Regions from separate parts of the Homo sapiens genome. Here region 1 is linked to region 2. A link is a loop called in an ENCODE intact Hi-C map of the cell type or tissue named here. Cell type or tissue: mesothelial cell of epicardium. All regions are shown on one strand. Each heading gives the region's core, and the rest is flanking DNA. Links, peaks and the distances in the headings are about the cores only. Region 1 overlaps SRBD1 (S1 RNA binding domain 1). Region 2 has its middle 110 kb from the start of LINC01121.

What was found. Hi-C counts contacts between places; a loop is a spot of excess contacts. Peaks named below come from ENCODE experiments on the same cell type or tissue, not always from the same donor. Only the 100,000 strongest peaks of a DNase experiment are listed, where the experiment ranks them.
Region 1: it touches region 2 in a loop (22-fold over the local background); 2 of 110 quality-filtered maps call a loop at or near these places.

What each region holds. Positions count from the first base shown.
Region 1 is chr2:45,471,097-45,474,026 of GRCh38, reverse strand. The region is part of intron 16 of SRBD1 (S1 RNA binding domain 1); the gene reads left to right. Among named protein-coding and RNA genes, the nearest start is that of SRBD1, 140 kb to the left of the region's middle. In mesothelial cell of epicardium, for the core only: no CTCF peak of the experiment used is centred there; no DNase peak of the experiment used is centred there.
Region 2 is chr2:45,365,681-45,368,610 of GRCh38, reverse strand. No RefSeq gene overlaps it. Among named protein-coding and RNA genes, the nearest start is that of LINC01121, 110 kb to the right of the region's middle. In mesothelial cell of epicardium, for the core only: no CTCF peak of the experiment used is centred there; no DNase peak of the experiment used is centred there.

The sequences.
Region 1 (2,930 bases), core at 192-2,691, 110 kb before region 2:
AAATTAATGAATTGGAAGGTTGAATTCCTTCAGAATGCAGTTTTGAACTGAAAAAGGTGGAAAGCATGAACAAAAAGTCACATGATACAGAGGACGTTCTAAACCTTCAGCGTTCATCTGATGTAAAATTGAAATAGTATGGAGTTATAATCACAGAAGTAATAGGAAATTTTCCTGAACTGAAGACAGACAAGTCTTCTGAAAACACCTTATGAATGCAGAAGTAAAGAATAACAAAAGGCCAACACTAAATTCCTGCTTATGAAATTTCAGAATACGTGATAAAGAGGAACTGACTAAAAGTATTCAGAGAGCAAACAGTTTATCTGCAAAGGAAAGAATGAGATTGACAACAGTCCTATTATTGATAAAAAATAAATGATAGAAGATAGAATGCAGTAGTTGTGGAGTTGTGGGAAAAAACATTTTGAACTCATAATTCTAAATCAGGCAAACCATCAATTTAGTGTGAGTGGAAAATAAAAACAATTTTGAACCTTCTCTGATTGTTTCACACCTTCTTTGAAAGAATTGATGGAAGTACTCCCTTCCAAAAAGCAGGGGAGTGTCCAAAGAAGGGAAAGACATAACATGGGAAACATGTACACACAGTAAAATGTATAGTTGAGCCTGATAGTTTTTAAAATCTATAATGTTAATCTTTAAATATTTAAGTCTAGATCAGATCAGTTCAACATGGGAGAGTAGAAGAAAAAGAAATGATAAAAAGTATTAAGATTCTTTTTCAGGAAAAAGATTCAGATATAAATTAACTCTAGAATTTGATTAAAAATATAACCTGAAACATATGAAGAACAACCACCAATAAGATATTTAATATAAATCATGAGAGTAAAATGTAAAAAGTTTATAATTTCATCCAAAGGTAGAGAAAAGAAAATAAGAAAGTATAGGAAATAAACAACAAAATATAAGGAGATAGGAATAAGTAATAGGTATTTAAAAGTGAATGGGCTAACTTCCCCTATTAATAGAACTTAAGACTTTAAAAAATAAAGTACAGCTCTAACTTACATATGTGCAAGAGACACTCCTAAAGAAAAAAAAAACAACCTTGATATTAAAGATTTGGATTAAAATATTCCACATAAATGAAAAAGACAGCCATAGCAATGTTGACCTTAGACAAAATAGAACTTAAGGCAAAATCATGAAATAGGAAAAAGAAAGATATTTCATGTTAATAACAGTCTTCCAAGAAAGTATGATTGCCCTGAGCAATCTGTTACCTAACAGCATAGCTTCAAGAAATATGCATATTACAAACTTTTCTAAAAATTAGATGAGACAAATTCACTGTTTTTGCAGGAGTCTTAGTAGACCATACCATATTAATATATACATTTTAAAAACAGCTTGAAGCTAGGCATGGTGACACGCACCTGGCCTCAGCTACTCAGAACACTGAGGCAGGAGATCATTTGAGCCCAGGAGTTTAAGGCTATAGTGAGCAATGATCATGCCTTTGCATAGCCACTGCACTCCAGCCTGGATGACATAGTGAGACCCCCCCATCTCTTAAAAAGACAAACCCAGCTTTATTGGTTCATAATTGCACATCATACAATTCATTGATTTAAAATGTACAAGTCAGTGATTTTTTTAGTATAGTCATGGAGTTGTGAAAATAGAACATTTTTATCACCCCAAAAAGAAACGCATTCATTAGCAGTCATTCTCCGTTGTCCTTTCTTTACCAGCCCCAGACAACACTAATCTATTTTCCTCTAGATACTTCATATACATGGAATCATACAATATGTGGGTTTTTATGATTGACCTCTTTCACTTATAATGTTTTCAGAGGTGGTCTGCATTGCAGCATGTATCAGTACTTCATTCTTCTTTATGGCTAAGTAGTATTCCAGTGTGTGTATGTGTGGGTGTGGGTGTGTGAGATATTTTGTTCATTCATCAGTTGGTAGGCTTTTGGATTATTTATACCTTTCAAGTATTATAAATAATGCTGCTGTGAACATTTTTGTTCAAGTTTTTATGTATGTTTTCATTTCTCTTGGATGTATACCTCAGAATGGATTTGCTGGGTCATTTATTAACACATAATTTTAAAGCCATGTCATGAATTAGGAAAATTATTTGCCACAAATATATATGTATATGTGATAACTGCATATTATTAAGGTTTTGTTTTATTCTTGATTTATATACATTTATAGTTGGTTTATATAAAACATTTACATAAAATATGTAAAGAGCCACTACATACCATTTACTGTGGAAGAAACAAATTTCTCTCTATCAAAGAAACCCAAATTTTAGAGGGTGTTATTATTTCAACCTAACAATTAAGTAAAGTTGTAATAAGATGAAAATATCTGTGCAAGTCAGAAGGATACAGTGAGGTGAACATTTTATATACACTGCTGGTAGAAGTCTAAATTACTATTTCTAGCAAATAGTTAATACCTATTAAAATGCACTTGTAAAAATGCATTTCTTTTAGTTCTCCCTTTAGCTAGTTCTAAGACAATAAGAACTGCTGTTAAGATTCATACACAAGTTTACTGTAATAGCAAAATATTAGAAGCAACTACAATAGCAAAATAGTTTTTAAAATTATAGTATGAGTTGAAATATACAACTATTTAAACAGGCTTTCAAGGAAGATTTAATAATGTGAGAAATTGTTCTTGTAGTATTTTAAAATTTCAACAAAGTTGTTGCTCTAGAATAAAAACAATTTGTGTTTTAAAAATGTAGGCATGTGTTTACATTGAAGAAAAAAAACTAAGCAGGTGACTGATACTTGTTGATGTGATTTTTTTTCACTTTTTGATTTTCAAACTCCCTATAGTGAATATGTATTAGGAAAAATTTGTTGTAAAATGTATAGCCATTAATAGATTTCCCTTACAATCAGAGTGGGACTGAATTTATTTTTAGTCTGG
Region 2 (2,930 bases), core at 94-2,593:
TTCTTTCTCTAATTTTACTTTGCAACATCTGCTAGTATTTCATTATTTTTACAACATTGATATTTAAGGCATTTATATTCTTCTCTGTAACTATAACTAGAAAAAAATAGCATTTGATTAAATTATTATACACTGAACATATACAGTGGACTGTGAAAATATGGTGAATTGTGAAGTCAAACAGTGTTATTGGAACCTCAGAGAAGGAAACAGAATCCTATGTCACTACCTCTTGAAGGAGAATGTTCCAGGTATCACATTAAATTAATTATCTTTCTTATGCACAGAGAAAATTGTACTTTATTTTAGTTGCTTCACATTTCTTGTACAGTGCCCACCTAGGCTTTTAATTACCTTTCTTCTTTATTTTCAATATATACATTATACACATTAATTTTAATATATACAATACATACATTCACCATAACATTAAAACATTCATCTTCTTCACCATACAACCTTTTGATAAAACTCACTGTCTTCTGTAAGATAACTTTTCCGTGGTCCAGTTGGAACTAGTTGCTTTCCAAGCCTACTGCTTATCTGTCATTCTGGAATTTCTTTTTGTCACACTCTTAGGTAAGTGTCACTGTTTCTTGAAGCTTCAGTCTTTTTTCTTGTACTCCATTTTCTATTTATGATACCTTATTAAGATTTTTTCAAAAAATGTGCCCAGGATGTAAATACTCTGCGACTTGCATGTTTAAAAACAGTCCTCACATAATTGCTAATTTAGTTAATCGTAGAATTCTAGAATGAAAGTAGTAGTTTTTGAGAATTTTCAAATTATTGCTCTGTTGTCTTCTAGAAAATGATTTCACAGAAAAGAAATATGATGCCACCATGATTCTTGTTCCATTGTAGCAACAATACATGCCTGAGGAATAACTGATATACAATAAATTGCATATGTTGAAAGTGTGCCATTTGATTAGTTTTAACATTTGCATATACTGGTGAAACCAGCCTTTTTAAGTCTCTGCTCACTCTGGATATCTTCTAATGACCTGTCCTTTAGTTAATCCTCTTTTCTTCATTGTCTATTCAGTTTTTAATTTTAGCAAAATTTTAATTTCAACAATTTGTGTTTTTCAGGTGGAGAATTTACATTTTATTCTTTTTATTGTTGATAATTCTTCTGTAGTGAAATTCTCCATTGTGCCCAGTATTGTCTTGAACAAATTAATCACAGTTATTTTAAAGTTATGCCTGATAACTCTAATTAATCTGTATCATCTGTGAGTCTGTTCTCAAGTCTGTTTTATTCCTTGGTTTTGTTCAACTGGTCCTATCTTTTGGCATGTCTGGTAATTACTTGATTGAATGCCAGATACTATATTTGAAAATTGTAAGTGTAATTTGAGTCTCTGGCCAGTGTTTTCGTTTTCTAGATATTTACTACTATTTGGCAGATAGGCAGAGTAGGAATAGATCACTTTAATCCAGTCTGGAATGAGCTCATTTGAAGCTGAGTTTCAGTCCTTTGTGCATGCTGTTGTATTTCCAACTTACACCTGTGCTGTTACTCTTCCAGCATCTTAACAGGAAGCCTGGAAGGTACACCAGGGCCTCTCCTCATTGGTAGGAACTGATCTCTAATTTCTGTCACCTAGCCTGAGAGATTGCTGGAAGACTCACCTGGATTCCCAGGTTCTAAGCTGCTGCTCTTTGCTTTGTTTCTTCAACTCTTATACATAAGCTTTTAAGATCAGCAGATTCACTGAAAGGAAAACTTATGCAAAATGTACTACCCTTCTATTTGGGATTCTTGCCCTCAAGTCCTGTCAGTGATCTTGACTTCTACCTTAAGAAGCTAAAAAAAGAAGAGCAGGCCGGGTGCGGTGGCTCACACCTATACTCCTAGCACTTTGGGAGGCCGAGGTGGGAGGATCACTTGAGGTCAGGAGTTCGAGACCAGCCTGGCCAACGTGGTGAAACCCTGTCTCTACTAAAAATACAAAAATTAGCTAGGTGTGGTGGCGGGCGCCTGTAATCCCAACTACTCGGGAGGCTGAGGCAGGAGAATCACTTGAACCTGGGAAGTGGAAGTTGCAGTGAGCTGAGGTCACGCCATTGCACTCCAGACTGGGTGACAGAGCAAGACTCCACCTCAAAAAAAAAAAAAAAAAAAAAAAAAGAGAAAAAAGAAAAAAAAAAGAGCAAATGAAGCCAAAATAAGCAGAAGAAGGAAAATAATACATGAGCAAAAATCAATGAAATGTAAAGAAAATCAGTGAAACCAAAAACTGATTCTTTTGGTGGGTGGGAGGTTGGGGGGCTCAGGGAGGAGGTGAACTTCTACCCAGGCTGATGAGAAAAAAAAAAAAAGAAAACACAAGTTTTCATTGTCAGGAATGAGAGAGTTAACATAACCACAAAGGCTATTCATATTAAAAAGATAGAAAAAGAGTAAAATAACAACTTTATGGCAATCAGTTCAACACTTAGATAAAATGGAAAAATTCCATGAAAGCACAAACTACCAAAGCTCAATCAAAAAGAAATAGGTAATTTGCATTGTGCTGTATCTGTTAAAGAGGTTGAATTTATAGTTTAAAACTTTCCTACAAAGAAAACTTCAGGTCCAGATGGCTTCACTGGGAAATTTTACCAAACAGTTAACAATACTAATTCTACACAAACACTTTTAAAATATTGAAGCAGGGAATACTTCTCAACTAATTCTATGAAACCAGCATTACCTTGATACCAAAACCAGAAAAGTATGTGGATATATATATATAATGAATACTGACTGTATAAAAACACTTATATTAAGGTGTTTATGTAAAAAAAAAAAACCTTCATGACAATAATAACACAAAAAGCAGGAAAAGAGTAAAGGGAACTAAAATATTCTGTAGTCCCTTCATTGGTAAAAATATAAATTTATATCTGATCCTAGCAAATTAAGATGCATGTTGTAATCT